Linked DNA regions of Homo sapiens: region 2 is linked to region 1. A link is an interaction called in ENCODE POLR2A ChIA-PET data of the cell type or tissue named here. Cell type or tissue: Panc1. All regions are shown on one strand. Each heading gives the region's core, and the rest is flanking DNA. Links, peaks and the distances in the headings are about the cores only.

Evidence for each region. ChIA-PET counts read pairs that join two places held together with the same protein. Peaks named below come from ENCODE experiments on the same cell type or tissue, not always from the same donor. Only the 100,000 strongest peaks of a DNase experiment are listed, where the experiment ranks them.
Region 2: POLR2A ChIA-PET joins it to region 1 with 6 read pairs; 3 of 35 experiments call an interaction of 5 or more read pairs at or near these places.

Annotation. Positions count from the first base shown.
Region 1 is chr1:33,206,797-33,219,431 of GRCh38, reverse strand. It overlaps a transcript of ZNF362 not described here. Among named protein-coding and RNA genes, the nearest start is that of TRIM62, 31 kb to the right of the region's middle. RefSeq lists enhancers at 1-24, 8,126-8,295 and a silencer at 7,292-7,351. In Panc1, for the core only: no CTCF peak of the experiment used is centred there; no DNase peak of the experiment used is centred there.
Region 2 is chr1:33,377,443-33,390,077 of GRCh38, reverse strand. All of the region lies in intron 1 of PHC2 (polyhomeotic homolog 2), which reads left to right. Among named protein-coding and RNA genes, the nearest start is that of PHC2-AS1, 33 kb to the right of the region's middle. In Panc1, for the core only: no CTCF peak of the experiment used is centred there; DNase peaks (open chromatin) are centred at 2,168 and 5,517.

The DNA.
Region 1 (12,635 bases), core at 1,724-9,723:
TCTTTCTTAGACACAGAATTAATCAAACATGTGGGCAGGCTTGAGACAGCAGGAGCCAACTTGTCTCTGGTCCGCCGATGAATGAATGGCGGGCAGAGGTTGGGAAGTGGGCTGGGCAGGCCCACTGTGGGCTCACACTCACTGAGCGCCAACCGTACACTTTACCGTCATCATACCCAGTGAAGGTGGGTACCACTGGACCCATTTCACAGATGGGGAAATTGAGGGTACAGAGGTCATGAATGTCACACCCAGCCCCCAGCCAGGAGATGACAGAGTTGGATTTTGAACTCCAGTCTAACTTCAGAGCCTGATTCTCTTCAATGTTTAGAGGTTATCTCTAGAGACTAAGGGGAAATAATTTGTGTTTGGGGCCCTTAAGGGTCAGTGAATCAAGTGGCTTCCTGAGAAAGGAAGGAAGTCTCTTGCGGGGGGGCAGGGGGTGGTGTATGTGTGTGTGTGTGTGTGTGTGTGTGTGTGTGTGTGTGTGTGTGTGTGTATGTCCAGCTCCTGGGCAGACCTGTGCGTCCAGCCTGAAAGTGAATGTTGCTGCCACTGCTGCCCTCCACTGACCAGAGGCAGAACTGTTCCAATCTCTTGGGAATCTGACTTCACAGGGGACTACATTGCCCAACTCCACGGACCCTGAGAAACCAGATGGGTTAAGGTTAAATCCCTAATATACAAAGAGTTCTTAAAAAGCAATAAGAAACAAACAAATTTAATCCAACAGAAAAAAATAGACAAAGGACATAAACAGGCCATTTCACAAAAGAAAACATCCAAATAGCCAATAAGCAGATGATCAATTTCACTAATAACCAAATAAATGATAATAAAAACAATAATGACAAGTTCACCTGTTAGATTACAAATTGACAATGCCTTCTTTTAGAAAGAGTGCTGAGAAACAGGCATTCATGTATTGTCAGTAGCAGTGAGATTGGTACTAGCTTTTTGGAGGGCAATATCAAAAATTTTAATATTCACATTTTTTTTTGAGACAGGGTCCAGGCTGGAGTGCAGTGGTGTGTGTAATCACAGGGCACTGCAGCCTCGACCTCCAGGGCTCAAGTCATCCTCCTGCCTCAGTTTCTCAAGTAGCGTGGACCATAGGCATACACCACCATGCCCAGCTAATTTTTAAATTTTTTGTAGAGGCAGTATCTCCCTATGTTGCCCAGGCTGATCTTGAACTCCTGAACTCGAGTGATCCTCCCACCTTGGCCTTCCAAAGTGCTGGATTATAGGCATAAGCTGCCATGCCCAGCCCCTACATTTTTCTACCTAACTGTTCTGCATCTAGAAATTTATCCTAAAAATGCAAAAGAATATATGTTTAAAGGTGTTTGCTGCTACAGTGTTTATGGTCCATCTATGGACTATAGAGAAAAATAGGGAGCCACTAAAAATAAAGACGTAACTGGATTCTGCTCATGTTCATGCTGATCACGTTTATACATTTATGTAAATTGTATATTTGTATGTGAGTATGTAATCAAAGTAAAACTTTGACAGTAATAAGATAAATATATTTTTTACATAGATATCCATGACATATTATGGAGTGAAAAACTGAGATTGCACCATAGTTAAAATACTATGATCCAGTTTACATAAAGTTGTGGGTGTGTGTTTGTGTGTGTGTGTGAACATAAGGAGTTATCTTGGAAGACTGTTACCAAAATCTTAATGGTGGCTACCTTTGTATAATAAGATTTCACTTAAATTTTACTTTCTCCTGTATACTTCTCTTATGGTTTAAATTTCTTTTTAATGAGTCTATATTATTTTAATAATGAAAACAATAAAGTTGTTTTCATTCTGAAGAAAGAGAACAGTCAGAAGATCTTGCTTCCCCAGGTGGGGGAGCCCAGTGGTAGGATGGGGGTGGCCCTGCTAGGACAGCAAGCTGGTGGTTGGGATATTAAGGTGGGGTGCAGAGATCTGGAGCTGCATCTGACCCAGTGTAAAGTTGCCTGGAATGAGTCCTAGATGGTCAGAGAGGAAAACGCCTGCTGGTCTAACACCCTCTGTGTGAGGCAGGAGTGACAGATTACATGGCTCAGATTGGGCAAGGGAATTGGCCAAGGTTACACAGTGAGCTAGTGCTGAATTGGGCACCAAAACCCAGGCCTTCAGACCCTAGGCCAGGGCTCCTTCCTCACTGCTCTCACTTCATAAGGTGGATCTGAAGGTCAGAAGTTAGATCAGGTTAGGCAGCAGGTTTCCACTGAGATGGTGCTGTTACTGATTTGCTGGGAGTACAATTATCTCCAATTTAGCCTCCTTAGCACTGAGCCAGGAAGTCATTGCTCCCTGGGAACATCTTTGTGCCACGTGCCTGTTCCTGATGCTGAGCTGGAAGCTGGGTTGTAAGGGATGGATGGTGGCCTCTCTCCATCCCCAGTCTTCCTGCCTCCAGAACCGCCTCAGCAATTCATTCTCTACACCACCCTAGGGGGATTCCCTGAAAACTCTACTCCCACGCGTCGCCTCTGCTTGGAAAAGCTCTCTGTGGTTCCCCACCGCCCTTATTCAAGGCCTTCAGTGATGTGAACCCACCCTCCATTTGCAGCCCTTGCCCAGCCCCTCCAGCCACCTGCACAGGGGGCCCATCCTATGTGCTGACTCTACCAAGTCTTTTTACCTTCCTGTACCTTGGCTCATGCAACTCTTTCTATTTATTATTATATTCCTGCCTTCTATAAGTGCGAAGCTTTTGATCCTTCTTTAAAATCATCCTAAATAAATGTTCTTTCCTCCAGGAAGCCTTCTTTGACTCCCAGAGGAATTTTTTTTTTCCTGTTTCTTTTTTTTTTTTTTTTTTTTGAGACAGAGTCTTGCTCTGTGGCCCACGCTGGAGTGCAATGGCACAATCTCGGCTCACTGCAACCTCTGCCTCCTGGGTTCAAGGGATTCTCCTGTCTCAGCCTCCTGAGTAGCTGGGATTACAGGCGCCTGCCACCACGCCTGGCTAATTTTTGTATTTTTAGTAGAGATGGGGTTTCACCATGTTGGTCAGTCTGGTCTCGAACTCCTGACCTCATGATCTGCCCGCTTCAGCCTCCCAAAATGCTGGGATTACAGGTATAAGCCATCGCGCCCGGCCCTTTTTTCTGTTTCTTAAGAGCATACTTTATTCATCTTTGTACCGTCTGTGGCTAGCCCTGTGCTTAGCATACAGTGAGCAGACAAGAGATGCTGGTCAAATGAAGAGTCAACTGCATTTAATTAAACTGTCTCATTTTCCCCTCCTCTCCCACCCCTTTTACTTTAGAATGCAAGGGATGGAAAAACTCTCTAAACTTTTTCAGAGGAGAAGAATATAGGAGGTCTTACATTTCACTTTCAGTATAAGTACAGCACTGGTCTTAGAGTTAAAGTATTATGGAAACGTTTGTTTTTATAAATATATCACAGGTTGGAGATACTGACATATAATAAGATAAAATTATTAGCCCAAGGTTTAGTTGGCAACACCTTGACTGTATTTACTTTTATAATCATGAGAAACATTGCTTCAAACCATGTTTGTTATACATAATAAGCATATATAGGCCCCTGGTTTATGGCAGAAAACCTTTTTCAAAAAATTCGTGACATTAAGAAAACATTACAAGCATCAGCATATTCCTATATATGTGTGCTCAATTTCAAAATTTATTTGAGGATTTGTAGAAAATATCACTCTGAATGTGACTGTGAACTTCATTTTTGCAACACTACCAGGGTACAGAATTTTTATATTGATTTTTAAATTTTTAAAAAATGTTAGTGACTATGGATACTCCATATTCATGGAGTACATAGGGCAATGTACTGATCCAGGCACTCAATGTGTAATAATCACATCAGGGTAATCAGGGTATCCATTGCCTCGAGCATTTATCATTTCTTTGTGTTAGGAACATTCCAATATCACTCTTTTAGTTATTTTTAAATATACAATAAATTACTGTTGACCATAGTCACTCTGTTGTGCTATCAAATACTAAAATACTAGGATATTATTCATTCTATATAAGTATATTTTTGTGCCCATTAACCATTCTCCCCTACCCCACCCTACCCCAAGCTTCCTTCTCAGCCTTTGGTGACCATCATTCTACTCTCTATCTTCATGAGTTCAATTGTTTTAATTTTTAGCTCCCACATATAAGTGAGAACATGAGAAATTTGTCTTTCTGTGCCTGGCTTATTTCACTTACATAATGTCTTCCAGTTCCATCCATGTTGTTGCAAATGACAGAATTTAATTATTTTTATGGATGAATAATATTCCACTGTGTACATGTACAACATTTTCTTTATTTATTCATCTATTTGGGGACACTTAGATTGATTCCAAATCTTGGCTATTGTGCACAGTGCTGCAATAAACATGGGAGCGCAGATATCTAATCAATACACTACTTTCCTTTATTTGGATGTATACCTACTAGTGGAATTGCTAGATCATATGGTAGTTCTATCTTTAGTTTTTTTGAGGAACCTTCAAACTACTCTCCATAGTGACTATACTAATTTACACTCCCAACAGTGTACGAGGGTTCCCCTTTCACCATATCCTCACCAGTATTTGTTATTGCCTGTCTTTTGAGTGAAAGCCATTTTAACTGGGGTGAGATGATATCTCATTGTAGTTTTCATTTGCATTTCTCTGATGATTAATAATGTTGAGCATTTTTTTCAAACACCTATCAATCATTTGTAGGTCTTCTTTGGAGAAATATCTATTTGGATCTTTTGCCCACTTTTTAATCCAATTACTTCATTTTTTCTGATCAAGTTGTCTGAGCTCCTTATATATTCTGGTTGTTAATCCCTTTCAGATGGGTAGTTTGCAAATATTGCCTTTCATTGTGTGAGTTGTCTCTTTACTTTGCTGATTGTTTCCTTTGCTGTGCAGAAGATTTTTAGCTGGATGTGATCTCATTTGTCCGTTTTTGCTTTGGTTGTCTGTGCCTTTGAGGTATTATTTGAGAAATCTTTGCCCAGACCAATGTCCTAGAGAGTTTTCCCAATGTTTCCTTTTAGTAGTTTCACAGTTGGGGTCTTAGATTTAAGTCTTTAATCCATTCTTACTTGATTATTGTATATGGCAAGAGATAGGGGTCTACTTTCATTCTTCTGCATATGGAGATCCTGTTTTCCTAGCTCCAAATATTGAAGAGACTTTCCTTTCCCCAGTGAATGTTCTTAGCACCTTTGTGAAAAATGAGTTCACTGTAGATGTCCCATAGGAATTTTTAGGGGTGTGCATTCAGCTATTCCTGTATGTTTTCCCATGGCTTCAGCTTCTATCTTATTTTGTGTCTTTCAATTTACATGCTTTTTATTTGCTTCTTTTTTCTTATTTCACATTTTTAATTGGATTGATTTCTTTTTAATTCTATTCTTTTTTTCCCTGAACTAGCATGAAGTTAAGTATACATCATGCACTCTTAAAATCTAGAACTCAGTAAAATCCCTAGACTTTTCCAAACCAATACAAAATCAGGTGTTTTCGTTCAATCTTGTTTTTTGTTGTTGTTGTTGTTTTGTTTTTTTTGTTTTGTTTTGTTTTGGTTTGCTTTGGTTTTTTTGAGACAGAGTTTCTGTCTGTTGCCAGGCTGGAGTGCAGTGGCGTGATCTCAGTTCACTGCAACCTTTGCCTCCCGGGTTCAAGCGATTCTCCTGCCTCAGCCTCCCAAGTAGCTGGGACTACAGGCACATGCCACCACGCCCAGTTAATTTTTATATTTTTAGTAGAGATGGGGTTTCACCATGTTGGCCAGGATGGTCTCGATCTCTTGACATCGTGATCCACCCGCCTCGGCCTCCCAAAGTGCTTGGATTACAGGCGTGAGCCAACACGCCTGGCCTCAATCTTGTTTTAAAACCCCCAAAATAGTAATTATTATTATTATTACTATAGTAATCAATACTTATTTAAATTCACCAACACATTTACCAGCTTCTTTGTTCACTTTACTGCTTCCCACCCTTCTTCTGGGATTTTTTCTAACTGATTTATTGAAATACAATTGACAAACAATAAACTGCCCATACTTAAAGTGAACAATTTTGAGAGGTTGTTATGTATATATGTATGCATCTGTGAAATCATCGCCGTGATTAAGAAAATGAACTTCAGGCTGGGCGTAGTGGCTCATGCCTGTAATCTCAGCACTTTAGGAGGCTGAGGTGGGTGGGTCACCTGAGGTCAGGAGCCAAGATCGCACCACTGCACTCCAGCCTGGGCAACAGAGTGAGACTCCATCTAAAACAAAACAAAACAAAATTCTAAAAATTTATATGAATAGTATAATACATACATACTCTTTTTGTCCATCTTCTTTCACTCAGCACAATTATTTTGAGATTCAGCCATGCTATTGCACATATAAAATTTATCCTTTTTATTGCCAAGGAGCATTTCCATTGTATGGATGTGCCACATTTAGTTTATTCATTCATCCATGGATTTGGGACATTAGGGTTACTTCTAAATAAATTGTGACTATTATAAATAAGGCAGCAATAAACATTTGTGTACAAATCTTTGCATGCACGTACGCTTTCATTTCTCATATAGTTCGGCTGTCTTCTCCAAATCTCATGTTAAAATGTAATTCCCAGTGTTGGAGGTGAGGCCTGAAGGTCAGAGATGTTTGGATCATGGGGGAGTATCCCTCATGAATGGCTTAGTGCCATTCCCTTGGTGATGAATGAGTTCACACAAGATCTGGTTGTTTAAAAGTGTGTGGCACCTCCCCACTGCACCCCACCACCTCTCTGTCTTACTCCTGCTCTTGCCATGTGATAGGCCAGCTTCCCCTTTGTCTTCTGCCATGATTGTAAGTTTCCTGAGGCCTCACCAGAAGCCAAGCAGATGCCTAGCGCCATGCTTCCTGTACAGCCTGCAGTACTGTGACTCAATTAAACCACTTTTCTTTATAAACTATCCAGTCTTGGGTACTTCTTTACAGCAACACACCAATAGCCTAATATAGGTACCTAGAAGTGGAATGGCTCAATATACGTTAGAGATACCTAGGTAAATTATTGAGAAACTGCCAAACTGTTTTCCAAAATGGCTATCATACTAGTCATTCTCACACTGCTATGAAGAAATACCTGGGACTGGATAATTTATAAAGAAAAGAGGTTTAAGTGGCTCACAGTACTGCAAGCTGTATAGGAAGCTTGGCTGCATCTGCTTCTGGGGAGGCCTCAGGGAGCTTTGACTCATAGTGGAAGGTGAAGGGGAAGCAGGCATGTCTTACATGGTTGAAGCAGGAGGAACAGAGAGAAGGCGGCGGTGCTACACACTTTTTAACAACCAGATCTCATGAGAATTCACTATCGTAATGACAGCTCCAAGGGAGATGATGTTAACCATGAGAAACAGTCCCTGTGATCCAATCACTTCCCACCAGATCCCACCTCCAACACCAGGGATTACAATTGAATGTGAGATTTGGGTGGGGACACAGATGAAAACCATCTCAGATGTACATTTGATATTCCCACCAGCAATATAAGAATTATCAAGACCAAATCTCCTTTGGATTGGTGTACCTGAAAGTGATGGGGAGAATGGAACCAAGTTAGAAAACATTCTTCAGGATACTATCCAGGAGAACATCCCCAACCTAGCAAGGCAGGCCAACATTCAAATTCAAGAAATGCAGAGAACACCACAAAGATTACTCCTTGAGAAGAGCAACCCCGAGACACATAAATGTCAGATTCACCAAGGTTGAAATGAAGGAAAAAATGCTAAGGGCAGCCAGAGAGAAAGGGCGGGTTACCCACAAAGGGAAGCCCATCAGACTAGCAGATCTCTCTGCAGAAACCCTGCAAACCAGAAGAGAGTGGGGGTCAATATTCAACATTCTTAAAGAAAAGAATTTTCAACCCAGAATTTCATATCCAGCCAAAATAAGCTTCATAAATGAAGGAGAAATAAAATCCCTTACAGTCAACCAAATGCTGAGAGATTTTGTCACCACCAGGCCTGCCTTACAAGAGCTCCTGAAGGAAGCACTAAACATGGACATGAACAAACGGTACCAGCCACTGCAAAAACATGCCAAATTGTAGAGACCATCAACGCTATGAAGAAACTGCATCAATTAAACAGTGAAATAACCAGCTAGCATCATAATGGCAGGATCAAATTCACACATAACAATATTAACCTTAAATGTAGGCCTGGCGCGGTGGCTCACATCTGTAATCCCAACACTTTGGGAGGCTAGCGAGGGCAGATCACAAGGTCAGGAGATTGAGACCAACCTGGCTAACATGGTGAAACCCCATCTCTACTAAAAATACAAAAAATTAGCCAGGCGTGGTGGTGGGCACCTGTAGTCCCAGCTACTCGGGAGGCTGAGGCAGGAGAATGGTGTGAACCTAGGAGGCAGAGCTTGCAGTGAGCCAGGATTGTGCCACTGCACTCCAGCCTGGGTGACAGAGTGAGTCTCTGTCTCAAAAAAAAAAAAAAATTAACCTTAAATGTAAATGAGCTAAATGTCCCAATTAAAAGACACAGACTGGCAAATTGGATAACGGGTTAAGACCCATCGGTGTGCTGTATTCAGGAGACACATCTCACATGCAAAGACACACATAGGCTCAAAATAAAGGGATGGAGGAAGGTCTACCAAGCAAGTGGAAAGAAAAAAAAGTAGGGGTTGCAATCCTGGGTCTCTGATAAAACAGACTTTAAACCAACAAAGATCAAAAGAGATGAAGAAGGCCATTACATAGTGGTAAAGGGATCAATTCACCAAGAAGAGCTAACTATCCTAAATATATATGCACCCAATACAGGAGCATCACGATTCATAAAGCAAGTTCTTAGAGACCCACAAAGAGACTTAGACTCCCAGGCAATAATAATGGGAGACTTTAATACCCCACTGTCAATATTAGACAGATCAATGAGACAGAAAATTAACAAGGATATCCAGGACTTGAACTCATCTCTGGACCAAGCAGACCTAATAGACATCTACAGAATTCTTCACCCCAAATCAACAGAATATACATTCTTCTCAGCACCACATTGCACTTATTCTAAAATTGACCTCATAATTGGAAGTAAAACACTCCTCAGCAAATGTAAAAGAACAGAAATTACAACAAACTGTCTCTCAGACCACAGTACAATCAAATTGGAACTCAGGATTAAGAAACACTCAAAACTGCACAACTACATGGAAACTGAACAATCTGCTCCTGAATGACTACTGGGTAAATAATGAAATGAAGGCAGAAATAAAGATGTTCTTTGAAACCAATAAGAACAAAGACACAACATACCAGAATCTCTGGGGCACATTTAAAGCAGTGTGTAGAGGGAACTTTATAGCACTAAATACCCACAAGAGAAAGCAGGAAAGATCTAAAATTGACACCCTAACATCACAATTAAAACAACTAGAGAAGGAAGAGCAAACAAATTCAAAAGCTAGCAGAAGGCAACAAATAACTAAGATCAGAGCAGAACTGAAGGAAATAGAGACAAAACAAACCCTTCAAAAAAAAATCAATGAATCCAGGAGCTGGTTTTTTGAAAAGATCAACAAAATTCATAGACCACTAGCAAGACTAATAAAGAAGAAAAGAGAGAAGAATCAAATAGATGCAATAAAAAATGATAAAGGGGATATCACCACCGATCCCACAGAAATACAAACTACCATCAGGGAATATTATAAACACCTCTATGCAAATAAACTAGAAAACCTAGAAGAAATGGATAAATTCCTGGACACATACACCCTCTCAAGACTAAACCAGGAAGAAGTTGAATCTCCAAATAGACCAATAACAGGCTCTGAAATTGAGGCAATAATTAATAGCTTACCAACCAAAAAAAGTCCAGGACCAGACGGAGTCACAGCCGAATTCTACCAGAGGTACAAAGAAGAGCTGGTATCATTCCTTCTGAAATTATTCCAATCAATAGAAAAAGAGAGAATCCTCCCTAACTCATTTTATGAGGCCAGCATCATCCTGATACCAAAGCCTGGCAGAGACACAACAACAAAAAAAGAGAATTTTAGGCCAATATCCCTGATGAACATCAATGCAAAAATCCTTAATAAAATACTGGCAAACCGAATCCAGCAGCACATCTAAAAGCTTATCCACCACGATCAAGTCAGCTTCATCCCTGGGATGCAAGTCTGGTTCAACATACACAAATCAATAAGTGTAATCCATCACATAAACAGAACCAACGACAAAAACCACATGATTATCTCAATAGATGCAGAAAAGGCCTTTGACAAAATTCAACAGCCTTTCATGCTAAAAATTCTCAATAAACTAGGTATTGATGGAACATATCTCAAAATAATAAGAGCTATTTATGACAAACCCACAGCCAATATACTGAATGGGCAAAAACTGGAAGCATTCCCTTTGAAAACTGGGACAAGACAAGGATGCCCTCTCTCACCACTCCTATTCAACATAGTATTGGAAGTTCTGGCCAGGGCAATCAGGCAGGAGAAAGAAATAAAGGATATTCAATTAGGAAAAAAGGAAATCAAATTGTCTCTGTTTCCAGATGACATGATTGTATATTTAGAAAACCCCATCATCTCAGCCCAAAATCTCCTTAAGCTGATAAGCAAATTCAGCAAAGTCTCAGGATACAAAATCAATGTGCAAAAATCACAAGCATTCCTATATACCAATAACAGAGAGCCAAATCATGAGTGAACTCCTATTCACAATTACTACAAAGAGAATAAAATACCTAGGAATCCAAATTACAATGGATGTGAAGAACCTCTTCAAGGAGAATTACAAACCACTGCTCAACAAAATAAAAGAGGACACAAACAAATGGAAGAACATTCCATGCTCATGGATAGGAAAAATCAATATCGTGAAAATGGCCATACTGCACAAGGTAATTTATAGTTTCAATGCTATCCCCATCAAGCTACCACTGATTTTCTTTACAGAATTGGAAAAAAACGACTTTAAATTTCATATGGAACAAAAAAAGAGCCCACAGAGCCAAGACGATTCTAAGCAAAAAGAACAAAGCTGGAGGCATCACGCTACCTGACTTCAAGCTAAACTACAAGGCTACAGTAACCAAAACAGCATAGTACTGGTACCAAAACAGATATATAGATCAATGGAACAGAACAGAGGCCACAGAAATAACACGTCTACAACCATCTGATATTTGACAAACCCCACAAAAACAAACAATGGGGAAAGGATGCCCTATTTAATAAATGGTGCTGGGAAAACTGGCTAGCCATATGTAGAAAGCTGAAACTGGATCCCTTCCTTACACTTTATACAAAAATTAACTCAAGATGGATTAAAGACGTAAAACCATAAAAACCCTAGAAGAAAACCTAGGCAATACCATTAAAGACATAGGCATGGGCAAAGACTTCATGACTAAAACACCAAAAGCAATGGCAACAAAAGCCAAAATAGACAAATGAGGACTAGTTAAACTAAAGAGCTTCTGCACAGCAAAAGAAACTATCATCAGAGTGAACAGGCAATCTACAGAATGGGAGAAAATTTTTGCAATCTATCCATCTGACAAAGGGCTAATATCCAGAATCTACAAAGAACTTAAACAAATTTATAAGAAAAAAAACAACCCCATCAAAAAGTGCAAAGGATATGAACAGACACTTCTTAAAAGAAGACATTTATGCAGCCAACAGACATATGAAAAAATGCTCATCATCACTGGTTATCAGAGAAATGCAAATCAAAACCACAATGAGATACCATCTCACGCCAGTTAGAATGGCGATCATTAAAAAGTCAGGAAACAACAGATGCTGGAGAGGATGTGGAAAAATAGGAAGGTTTTTACACTGTTGATGGGAGTGTAAATTAGTTCAACCATTGTGGAAGACAGTGTGGTGATTCTTCAAGGATCTAGAACTAGAAATACCATTTGACCCAGCAATCTCATTAGTGGGTATATACCCAAAGGATTATAAATCATGCTGCTATAAAGACACATGCACAGGTATGTTTATTGCGGCATTATTCACAATAGCAAAGACTTGGAACCAACCCAAATGTCCAACAATGATAGATTGGATTAAGAAAATATGGCACATATACACCATGGAATACTATGCAGCTATAAAAAAGTATGAGTTCATGTCCTTTGCAGGGACGTGGATGAAGCTGGAAACCATCATTATCAGCAAAATATCACAAAGACAGAAAACCAAACACCGCATGTTCTCACTCATAAGTGGGAGTTAAACAATGAGAACACATGGACACAGGGAGGGGAGCATCACACACCGGGGCCTGTTGGGGAGTGGGGGGCTGGGGGAGGGATAGCATTAGGAGAAATACCTAATGTAAATGATGAGTTGATGGGTGCAGCAAACCAACATGGCACATGTATATCTGTGTAACAAACCTGCACGTTGTACACATGTACCCTAGAACTTAAAGTATAATTTTATAAAAAGGAATTGTCAAGTTTCTCCATATCCTCCCCAACAGATGGTATGATCTTAGACATTACAACAGGTGCATAGTAGTATCTTATTGTAGTTTTAATTTGCATCTCCTTAATGATTAATGATGTCGAACATATTTTATATACTAATTTTCCATCTGCATAT
Region 2 (12,635 bases), core at 1,603-9,602, 170 kb before region 1:
AACAGCTCCAGTGATTAGGAAGCACTTTTTTTCTATTCAGTTGAAATCTATCTTCTTATAATTTCCACTCTGTAGTCCTAGTTCTGCATACTTTAATTTGAAAATTAGCTACCTACGTTTCATAAATATGATAAAAGAAGTAGGGTAGAGTTATGCTTGACTGGAAAGAATGGGAGGTTGAGGGGGACCTATCCATTTAGATAATTTTCCCCTGCAAATAGGGAACAGGTTAGAAATACAAGAAGCTAAAAGCCAAGATGTATGCTAACAGAGGAAAGGCAAACTTACGAGTATAAAATGGAATAGAACATTCCAAATACGGCAGGAAGCAAAAGGCCGGTGGTCACAGTAGATCACAGGCTGACCACAGATGTGCATGCTATGTTTCTGCTAGAAAGGAATGTTAATAGCAATTAAAGGCTATTATTTGGGGCAAATGAGGGTAAGGAGGCCCCAGAGCTAGGCCCAGGGGACTCTGGAATTGCTTTGTGATTCCAGAGCTATGAAACAGCTGCCAGGACAAGTTGCCAGGGCAGAAGCAAGCAGGAGGAAATGTCCTGGGAAGGGCTGGGCCCTTTAAGTGGTGGCTGGGCCAAAGCAATGAGGCCTTCAAAAGGGAACGGTCCCAAAGAAGATGGAGGAAAGGAGTAGAGAAAGGAAGCTGGAAGTTCAAGTTATACTCCTGTTTATAATGTAATGTAGGCTTAAGATTAATCCAAACACCCTGAGAACTGATGAAGCATTGCATGAACAATATCCCCAAGAAGAATGTGTGTTGAACATTCACTGCTCTGGATTTCTAAAATGCTTTTACTGCACAGAGCTTGGAGTTGCGTGGGGGATTGAATCTAGTAATAGCAATCACCAACTAGCTTCGTCTCTTTCGCACCCCCCACACCCTGCCAAACACCCACCACATGCACAACCCGTGGCTTACGTCTGTCCTGGTTGTCACTTCTTCCAACTTCATCTGTAGGTGAGGGGGTTTTTTTTCTTTCTTTCTTTTTTTTTTTTTTTTAACAAGAACATTTCTTGGACTTGAGAATGGGGCTTTTGGGAGCCTGGTGGAAAGTTTGTGTCCAAGCCAGGACTAAGAGTGTAGTCAAAAATTGTAAGGGATTAAAAACCCACATGTTTGAGAATCTTCCCTTCTCCACATTCAAGGCACTCCCACGTTACAACCTGGACATGAGCTCCAGATTCAGACTATTCTGATTTATGCCACTTCATAGTTTTATGATCTTAGAAGTTACTTTACCTCTCAGAACCTGCTGCCTCATGTAATCACTGATCTAAAGCAATGCTGGAAGGATTAATCAGGCAGAGGAGACTTGATCATGATAGAATGATGCCCATTCTGTGCTGCACATGGTGCTGGGTGTTTTCTTTCTACGTATTTTTTAGGTGCTTGCATTTTCTTATTTACTTTTCCCAATAACTCTTCATAATTGCTGTCACTGGGCTGGGTGTGGTGGCTCATGCCTGTAATCTTTGGGAGGCCGAGGTGGGCAGATCACCTGAGGTCAGGAGTTCGAGACCAGCCTGACCAACATGGTGAAACCCTGTCTCTACTAAAAATACAAAAAATTAGCTGGGCGTGGTGGCGCATGCCTGTAATCCCAGCTACTCGGGAGGCTGAGGCAGGAGAATCGCTTGAACCTGGGAGGCGGAGGTTGCGGTGAGCCAGGATCGCGCCATTGCACTCCAGCCTGGGCAACAAGAGCAAAACTCTGTCTAAAAAAAAAAAAAAAAAAAAAAATTGCTGTCATTAGCACTGTTTCCCAGATGAGGAAACAAAGGCCTGTGGAGGTTAAGTAACCTGTCTCAGGTCTTCTAGCTGGGGCAGAGACAGGAATCAAGACAGCTTTCTCCAACTATGAAGCTCCTCCTCTTTCTTATAAATTATATTGCCTCTCTGAGCTTGTGCCCAGCATGTGGTGGGCATTCAGGAAAGGTGGGCATCCTCTATCCCCTCTCTCCTGTGGGACAGTTGTTTTTGTTTTGTATTACTTTTCAATTAAATGATTGCAAATGATTTTGTAAACATTGCTAACAGGACCAACCTTATGTGTAGATAATATATGTTGAAATACTTATGAACAGGAAAGGCCTACAAATGTTAGACATGCCCTAATTATTACTCAGAGTGTGATTTCAGGGATACCAGGCAGGGCCTGAGAGAGTTCTAGTTGACACATTTGCCTTAGACTGACGCTGCTGCGGGAGATGACTCTTGTGAGATAGGCTAGTAAACAGAAGGCTATGGGAGCCAAGTGAACTTCATAAGAACTGACTGGCCCAGAGAGGCCTGGATCGGAATAAGCACAAGTAATTCTGCCTCTTGTGCATGGACTTTGAAACCTGTGTTTCCGATCCTACACCTGCCATTTGCTAGCTCTGGGGCTCCGATAAGTTACAGGGCCTCTATGAATCTCAGTTGTCTTGTGAGAAAAATGAGGAAGTAGTGTCTGTACCAGAGGGTGGTTGTGAAGAATAAATGATATTATGTCCCTGAGCAAGCAATAAATGGCAAGAATTATTATCATTTACCAGTGGCTGGCCTGAAAATACTGGCCTCCTAATGGATAAAAGACCATCTACATACCTAATTAAGGCCCTTGTGATGGGAGACACCCCATCTATCCCTGGCAGTCTCTCTTTAGAATATATCAAAGAGCTTAAAGCCCCATTCCTTTAGTCTCCTTATAGGAGATGTAAAGGGAAACTCCAAGGGAGGTAGGCTGTATCCTTGGAAGAAGCTCTGGGGGGAGCATGCTCAGATCTTCACAAGAAAACAGGGCACCCCGTACAGTCACTGCTTCTCTAGGGCACTCTCAATGCTAGTGTTCATGAAAGTCAGCAAAATCCTTGACCCCAGAGTTACAAAGAGTTAAGTGGTACCTGTAGGGCCACTGGTAGGCCTAAGATACAGCCCGATTTCAGGGGTGGAGGAAGAGAAAAAGAAGGCCAGTAAAAAATTTCTAGATAAGTTTTTAGGCCCTTGAACTTTATTCTGAAAGCCTGATAATTAGCCACTTCCCATGATCCCTGTGTTGGCCTAGTCATACTTGTCAGGACATAGCAGCGGCAGAATGGCCAGCATACTACGGTTTAACCATCAGGCCAGTTCAAGGCTGAGCAGGAGCAGGAGAAAATGGCCAACTCTAGAAATAGTAGCTGTGTGTATGTGTATGTGCACATGCACATGTGTGCTGTGTGTGCACTTTGTGTATGTGCTGTGTGTGTGCTTTGTATGTGTGCAGGGTGTGTGTGCGCACACTGTGATGTGTGTGCGCACTGTGTGCTGTGTGCTTTGTGTATGTGTTATGTGCACTTTGTGTGCACACTGTGTATGCACTGTGTGCTGTGTGTTGTGCTCTGTGGGGAGATTTAGTATGGAGAGATTTTGTTTTTAAGATGAGGTCTCACTATGTTGCCCTGGCTGGTCATGAACTCCTGTGCTCAAGCAGTCTTCCCATCTCAGTTTGGGTAGCAGGGATTACAGGTGTGCGTCACCACACCCAGCTTGAAAAGATTTTTATAGGGATCTTTTTTTTTTGAGACAGAGTCTCACTCTGTCACCGAGGCTGGAGTACAATGTCATGGTCTCGGCTCACTGCAACCTCTGCCTCCCAGGTTCAAGGGATTCTCCTGCCTCAGCCTCATGAGTAGCTGGGATGATTATAGGCGCCCACTACCACGGCCGGCTAATTTTTGTATTTTCAGTAGAGACGGGGTTTCACTATGTTGGCCAGGCTGGTCTTGAACTCCTGACCTTGTGATCCACCAGCCTTGGCCTCCCAAAGTGCTGGGATTACAAGCGTAAGCCACCGCACTCAGCCAGGGGTCTTTTTTTTATAGCAGTCTTTTTCGTGACCTTGGTACTGAGATTTCTATGTATAAATCCCCAAAATGCATACCCTTACAAAGGCTAAACAAGGAAGAGCTGACTGAGATTATAACATAAAAAAATTTACTCTGGGCCGGGCACAGTGGCTCACGCCTGTAATCCCAGCACTTTGGGAGGCCGAGGCAGGTGGATCACCTGAGGCCAGGAGTTCAAAACCAGCCTGGCCAACATAGTGAAACCCCATCTCTACTAAAAATACAAAAATTAGCCGGGTGTGGTGGTGCAGGCCTGTAATCCCAGCTACTCAGGAGGCTGAGGCAGGAGAATTGCATGAACCTGGGAGACAGAGGTTGCAGTGAGCCGAGATCATGCCACTGCATTCCAGCCTGGGCGAGAGAGCAAGACTCCATCTCAAAAAAAAAAAAAAATTTTTATTCTGTTACTAGACCCAAGAAAGTTACTAGACCTGAGAACACTGTGCTGACTATAACTGGCTTGGATAGTGATCTTATTATAGGTCTCTGTTGCCCACAGGGCCTGAGACCAGCCGGTCTCAAAATCTAACTTTGAGTTTATTGAAGGAAATGATAGTATCTTTTTTCTCTGAGGGAAAAAAAGTCAACTTCTGTCCTACCTTAATGTACTCTCTTTGTAATCCATGCTTAAGCTGTGCTGGATGTTTTAAATGCATTGTTTTACCTATTATTTAAAACCAATGAAGTCTGCACTCTTGTCCATTTTACAGAGAGGCAAATGAGGCGCAGAAAGGTTACGTAACATGGCCAGGGTTGCATTCCTGTATGTAAACCCTGCCCTGGCAATGTTTGCTCATTTTTATGGAGTAGAACGTCTCTCCCCTTTTCTAAACTCTCTCTCATGATACTTTGCCTTTGTGTGATTTTTGTTTCCGAAATGCTTTCTCCTATTTATGTTGTTTCATTTTCCGGAAGCTCTGGGAGGTCGGGGTAAGGTATTATGATCTCCACATAATGCTGCTGCCTAGCTCCCACCTAGTCAATGTGTGACTGGGTCTAGTCCCAGCCTTTTGGCCAGGACCTTCTACATCTGCTTTTTGCAGTGACCACAGTCCCACACCCATCACTTCAACACCACTCATCTTTCATTTCCCCTCTCCATTCCCAAATCAAAATTTACATGTCCTAGGCCCTGTTGAGAGTAGCCATCTGGACCCACAAATTTGAGTAAAGGTGCTAATGGCTACTAATAGTTTCAAAGGTCCCTTCTCAGATAACATGGTATTTGCACAGTGTGTTTCGGTATTTTAACCTTGGGTTCCTCATCAGGAGGTGAAGAGCTTCCCAAAGAGCTTCAAGCTTTATTCATTCCTCATTTAACAAAATCTTACTGTTGCTGGCTCGGCACCATGTTAGGCATTAGGAATCTAAAAATAATGGAATCACTACCTAGTAAATAAAATCAGCTGTCCTGCTATGCTATTAAAGTTCAGAAGAAGGCACCAAATCTAGGCTGGGGTACAAAAAGGAAGTCCCTAAGAGGAACAGACGTTATAGCTGAACTGCAAAGGGTGAATGCGCTCCGGCCAGGGAGATGGAGAGTGAGGGGCCTGGGGAGTGGCCCAGGCAGAGGGAAAGGTCTGGGCAAGGGGTGAGACAGCATATGACTAATTCTGGAATCAGCTGTGTGGGAGCACGTGGTAGGCAATGAAGCTGGAGAGAAACAGGAAGATCCCTAAACAGAGTGCTGCCAACATTTTCTTTCCACGTGGAGGTATTTTGAGGTTTCAGCAGGGAAGAAACTATGTTTGGTAACTCTTCCCATCTCAAATTCTAGCCCCTTTTTGCAGGGACTTCATTATGACCATCTTATGGCATCAATGATGACTGCCCCTTTTAAATCTCATATTCAAATGGATAGTGGGGCCCCTTAGAGCAGTGGCTCTCATGCTTCATCAGCATCAGAATCTCCCAGAAGGCTGTGAGAACACAGGCTGCTGAGCCCTGCTCCCAGAATTTCTGATTCCGTAGGTCTGAAGTGGTGCCTGAAAATTTGCATTTTTGGAGAGTTGCCAAGGGACCACATTTTTGAGAAGCCTTGCCTTGGAGCATACAAAGCCATGATATTAACGAGGCTGTTTTTAATGCCTTTGCACCCTTTTTTACCATTAGTTTCAGTTGACCTTTTTAGGCTGGTCAGGTTGAGTATTAGGCAGCATAATAGTTCCCTAAGGCCGCCTTAACAAATTACCACAAACTGGGTGGCTTAAAACAACACAAATGTATCATGTTACCGTTCTGGAGGCTGGAAGTATGAAATCCAGGTGTCGGCAGGGCCATGCTCCCCCTGAGTCCTTCCTCGCCTCTTCCTAGCTTCTGGTGGCTGCAGGTGTTCTTTGGCTGGTGGCAGCATAGCTCCAATCTCTGCCTCCATCTTCACGTGGCTGGCTTCTCCCCGTGTGTGCCTGTTTTCACATGGCGTTCTTTTATAAGGACACTGCTTATATTTGATTAGGGGCCCATAGAAGACACAGAATATATTTTGCTCTGCCTTACAGCAGTGAGTCCAGGGCTGCCCAAGTCTAGACAAACTCATCCATCCCGTCCCCAAGCATTCAGCATCTGCACAGTGTGGCTTTCACTGTACATCCCTTCCAAAAGACAGCAAATCCTTCTTTTTCCTCCTCATATTCTTCAACCAACCAGCACCACCTTGTTATAGAAATACTTGATATAACCTGCCTTTTATAAATTAGGAAGAAAACAGTAAGGTTTCAGAAAGTTTACTCATTTAAATTTATAGTGTTTTGCATCACAATGAAATCATTCTGTTTGGATTGCTAGGACTATATGACCAGCTTTAATTCCTCATCCTTCACTTCTATTTTTGTTGGCCTTCATTTACTTACTTTGGTTTCTAGAGACACTAAAGGTGGCAACATGCAGAGGACAGGGGAGAGGGAGGGACCTTTTGAGATGGTTTGAGCTGCATCCATTTGGACTGCTCCCAGTGAGTCAGTGGCTTCAGACTGGAACAAATCAGGACACTTATGTTCATGCAGCAGCCGAGAGGTGTAAGGAGGCCTCCCCCAGGTCCCCTAAGTCTAGGGAGTCTGAATCTTCTGTTATTACTGCCTTATGCCTCTGGCGGAGGGGCATCCAGAAAGGAGAAGCAGAGCCACAGCAAAGGAATATGTTCACCCATCTCTTCAGACTCTCCATACCAAGCCGCCTCATGATAATACCAGCAGCCACGATGGGGCTGACGAGACTTCTCATTTCCTGCCCAGCTCTGATTCCATTAGGAAAAACCTCACCCTGCCTTACCCCAGGGCTTTAGGCTAGATTTGGAGAGAGGTTTTCAGTATCCTTCCCCTCTGCTTTCCCGGAACCTCTGTCACAGCTGTAATCCACAGCAAATGGATTTCCCTGACACTGGGGACAAAGGCCTAGTGTTTCGTAGACTTGGCGGCTCCTGGGAGGGCAGAACCATCAGCGTTTCTCCAGCTGCTGGTCTCAGGCCCTGTGGGCAGCAGAGACCTGTAATAAGATCACTATCCAAGCCAGTTATATTCAGCACATCATTCAAAGTGGCCCATTGCAGTTAGGAGGGGAGAAGTGACTTAAATAGGAATCATAGCCCTTCAGAGCCCGGGCTCATACAAAACCACACAGTGAGTAGGAACCCAGAGAAAAACAGACTTCTAGTTCTTGATGTTAGCCATTAATGAGATTTGGCTGTGATTTATAATGGGAGTCCGCAGGGATGGGTGGCCTTGGGGAAGAAATAAAGAACTAGTTGGAAGAGAAGGAAAGAATAAGAGTAGGAATTAAAAGGAAATTGAAAAGGGGTGGGTAGAATACTGAAAGCCTAGATACTGTGAAAGTTTAAGGATTCAGATTTTCTAATGTGGGTCACCAGAGGGAAGGATGTAAGGAGAGTCCACAGATGCCTCAGTAGCCCTTACTGAGACTGCAGAATGCCTCCGCTACTCTCCAGCAGCCAGAACTTTGAGCGGAAGGAAGGTGTGAAGGGGGAGATATGAAAGCTCTGGTTCAAAAAGGGGAACTGTAGAAAAAAAAGTTTTAAAGCTGTTATATGGGTCCACACTTACTAATTATGTTTTCTTCCAACTCAAGTTCCCTTCTACTAGGAGACCAACAATAAAGTGACATATGGCAGGACCCTAGCTTCTGGTTTCTCTGCAGGGCAAACTTCACCTCTCTCGTTGATAAGTCACCACCACCATGCGGGCAGGAGGTTTCCTGAGGTGCCTTCCATGGTACTGGATGAGAATCAGGGGAGCCATATCACCCCAAGTCACTTACCTCCCCCACACTGGGTCTCCGTTCTTGCATAGAAAAAACAAGGGAGATTATGGTAATTTTTGATTTCTCATACTGGTTGATGGATACACAAGCATATTATCCTTTATATATATATTACATAGAATATTTTGTAAGTATAAATGGACATTAATTAACAATTAGGGAATTAAATTCAGAGATATCAGTTCGTTTTCAACTGAAAATCTAGTATGCTTTGACACGGACTTCACCCAGTGTGGCTGAAATAATGGCTCAAGGTGAAGTTGCAGAGAGGATCATGGGAAGCGCTCTGGCTTTGGAGTCGGACTTGGTTTTGAATCCCAGTTCTATGATGACCTTACATAAATTGCTTAGATATATTTCTCATTGACAAAATTGGGATAATCATACCTATACCATAAGGGAGGTCATAGTATCTATGATAGTGCTTGACAAGTAGTAAGTGCTCAATAAATAATCACTATTATTAGTATAGACACCATTGATGGAAGGTACTGAAGTGAAATCACAGGTGGCTGATGTTTTAAACTAGTTGGTGAGAAATTTGTGGATGAGGTAGAGATTAAGCTTTCAGATGAGGAGTAGGATGGAGTATGGTGCATTTCAAGCAATTTTATTCAACAAACATCTATGGAACGAAGCACAAGGTATTATGGGAAAATATGACATGATCCCACCCCCAAGCAAATCACTTTCTTGTAAGGCTATGTTGTAAGTGCTAGGAGACAGGCAGGCACAGAGTGCTCTGGGAGCAGCCTTTAAGCTGGATGGCTTAAAGGAAGACACTGGAACCTAATTTGAAGGAAGCAAGAGGAGAAGAGTTGGGGGGGTTGCATTCAGTGCATATTTCACAGGAGAGACTCAAGTTGTTTTGAAGATCTAAGGAGTTGGTTACATGAAAAATTGAAGGAAGGCATTTCAGGGGAGGGGAATAGCGTGAGTGAAACCACAGCGGTAAAAACCACAGAGGTAGGAAGTAGCAAGGCAGCCAAATTCCAAATGACCTGGGCACCTTGGTCATAATGCTGAGACCAGAGAGAGTGCAAGTGTGGAAAATGAGGCCAGGAAGGCAAAATGGGTCAGATCATGGAGGGTTTCACATCCCACATGGAGCAGCTTGTGGGGTGGGGGCACTGGGTGGGCCCAAGAACAGAGGTAATTCAACACATGATGCAGGGACAAATGGATATTCACATGCCCAAACATGGAATAACATATGACCCAGAGATTTCACTGCTAGGTTATACCCAACAGAACAGAAGCAAGGACTTATATGCCGTGTTCATTCCATTGCAACATTATTCACAATAGCCAAAAGGTGGAAACCACCCCAGTGTTCATCAACAGATGAACAAACACAATGTGGTGTGTATGTAGGTATACAATGGAATACTATTCAGCTATCAAAGGGAAAGAAATTCTCATACATGCTACAACATGAATGAACTTTGAAAACATTATGCTAAGTGAAACAAGCCAGACACAAAAGGACAAATATTAATATGCTTCCACTTAAATGAGCTATCTAGAACAGGCAAATTCATAGAGAATGAAAGTAGATTAGAGGTTAGGGGATAGGCAGGGGACAAGGGGGACTGAGGAGTTATTGCTTAATGGTTACAGAGTTTCTGTTTTGGGTAATGAGAAAGTTCTGGGAATAGATGGTGGTGATGATTGCACAACAGGTGAGTGTAGTTAATGGTACTGAATTGCACACTTAAAATCTAGTCATATTCTGAACTTTCCTTCTCTATCCTTTACATAAGTGATTGAGAGAGAGAGCAGTCAAGAGAGTGAGAGAGCACACTTGAAAGACAGCCACAGCTATCAAAAGTGTGAGCTAGAACAGAGGGTGCAAGCTGGGGACAGAGAGCAACATGAGCATGCACTATCCAAGAAGTAAGAGAGAGTGTCTGTGTGAATTGAAGAGACAGACCTGCTGATCAAGCCTGGGATGGCAGATGCTCAGGGAGGGGGAGACTACAAGCGACAGGAGAGAGAGCTGGAGCATGTGCAGCAAGGGTGCGGGCACTTGGGAGAGCCACGGGGAGCCAGAGGCAGGAGACTGGTCAAGGGCGAGCAGCCCAGGAGGCAGCAAGAAGGTCGAGTAGGGGAGAGAGCTCATTAGAGGGAAACGGAGCTACCAGTCTGGATCAATCACAGCGGGGCAAGAGGGCAAGAGTGGGAGCAAGAGCGAGGGGGAGGACGTGCTCGTATTCCAGAGAGCCAAGGCAGAGTGAGGGAGGGTGAGCACACTGAGGATGGGCCCACCCAAGGAGCAGCTCTGAGAAATCAGTGGTGAAAGGGAGCATGGGCACAGGTGTGAGAGATGGCAGGGACCAGGGGCAGGGAAAGAGTGGGAAAACCAGGGACTGGGGAATCAAAAACTACTGACACAGAAAAGACACGGGTGGTTGGGGGTGGTAGTGGGAGGAGGGGCGGGACAGTGGGTGGGGGGATGGTGGGGGGCGGGGGGGATGGTGGGGGGACAGGGGGAATGGTGGGAGGGCAAGGGGGACAGTGGGCAGGGGAGACCGGGGGGAAGGGGGGGACAGGGGGGATGGGGGGGGCAGGGGGCGGTGGGGGGGTGGGGGGCAGGGGGGCAGTGGGGGGGTGGGGGGGCAGGGGGGCGGTGGGCGGGGAGACAAAGCCTAGAACTGGAGAGAGAAGAAAGGAAAGGCATGCTTGCCCACAGGAGGAGACAGGCGACAAGAGTGTGGGAAGTGCACTGTGCCCACGTGCCCAGGTTGCTGCAGTAAGTCTCTCTCCCCTGCATGGGGAGCAGTGGCTGTCCTGGCCTGTACAGTTTTTCTGTAAAGGAATGCCATGCTCCCTCAAGACTTTTGTCTTATTTCTTAACAAGATTTGAGTGTACACTCTCCACAGTGTCTGCCCTAGCTGCTACAAAAGGAAAAAAGAAATAGAAATGATAACCCCCAAACTGAGCAGTACTGGGGAGATAGCAACAGGACATTAATGATGACTTTGGCTTTTTGCACTAATCATGCTCTCATTAATGTGAAAAATTATATTTTCTTCCCCTCTTAAATGGGTATACTCTACAAGCAGAGGACTGAATGTCTGTGATGGGATGACAAATAAATATTATTTTTCCATGTAGGAAGGAATGGGTAGAAGGAACAGCCTCTACACAGCCTCTGTTCTAGCTCATGCTTTTGATAGCTGTGGCTGTCTTTCAAGTGTGCTCTCTTACTCTCTTGATTGCTCTCTCAATCACGTGAAGGATAGAGGAGGGAAGGTCAGAATATGACTAGATTTTAAGTGTGCAATTCAGTATGATTAACTACACTCACAGAAATAGAACTGAGACTTGATCATCCAGGATGTAGATTATTCTACCCTCTTAATTTTCTGCCCTATTTTCCCATTTTATTTTTTATATTTATAAGTACTTCAGTTGAGATTTTCCAGTGTGTAATGAAAAGCAAGAAATGAAACCCAATTCTGGCCAACATTTGGGAAAAGGGAGGTGAGACTTTGAACTAAGAGAAGATGTTGGGATTCTGTGAGGTAGTCTGTGTTTGAATGGAACTATCATTTACTGATTTGTTGCTTGATGATCCTTATAATTTCAATTGCACCTCACCTTTACAATTAGTTTTTCAGTTTCTGTGAGATCAGGAATTATACCTCCTACCACTTTTTATGCAGCCTAATTTTCCCTCCCTAGAACATAAGATAAAGTGGATTTTGACAGCGCCAAGACATAGGAAGTACTTGTTGACTTTGCTGCTTCATTGATTCCTGCATCATCATTATCATCATAAGCATCCTTAGCAAGTCAGTAGCCATAATAAGGCCCAGCACTGCGTGCAGCTCAGGACAAAGGGAATTAATTCATGGACAAGCACCTTGCTCTATGGCAGTAAAAGCAGACATATGAACATAAGGAAAAATCACTGCTTAAAGAGTAAGGTCAAGAGTGCAGCTTGCAGGCTGCTACACTGCCTTGGAAATCATAAGCAACTTGCTGCCTGCCACCTGGGAGTGGCTTGGGTTTCCAGACTCCCAACATTCCTGTCTTTTAGACTTTACCCACACTTTTTTCAGCCCACAGTGAAATTCCCCCAGTCTGAAGAAGGCAGCCTGAGCAATGATAACCCTGAAACTGAGCAGTATTGGGGAGATAGCAGCAGAATAGTAATGATTACTTTGGCTCTTTGCACTAATCATGCTCTCATTAGTATGAAAAATTATATTTTCTTCACCTATTAAATGGGTATACTCTACAAGCAGATGACTGAATGTGTGTGATGGGGTGACAAACAAATATTATTTTTCCATGTAGGAAGGAATGGGTAGAAGGAACAGCCTCTACACAGAAATGAGGATTTTTAAGAAAAGCATGGAAAAAGAAAAAAAGAGGAACTTAAACTCAGATCTGGGTGTGCCTCTCCCACCACCCTTTCCTTCTTTCCCAACCCCTCTCCACTGCCAAGCACACAGCCTCAAGGGAAGGT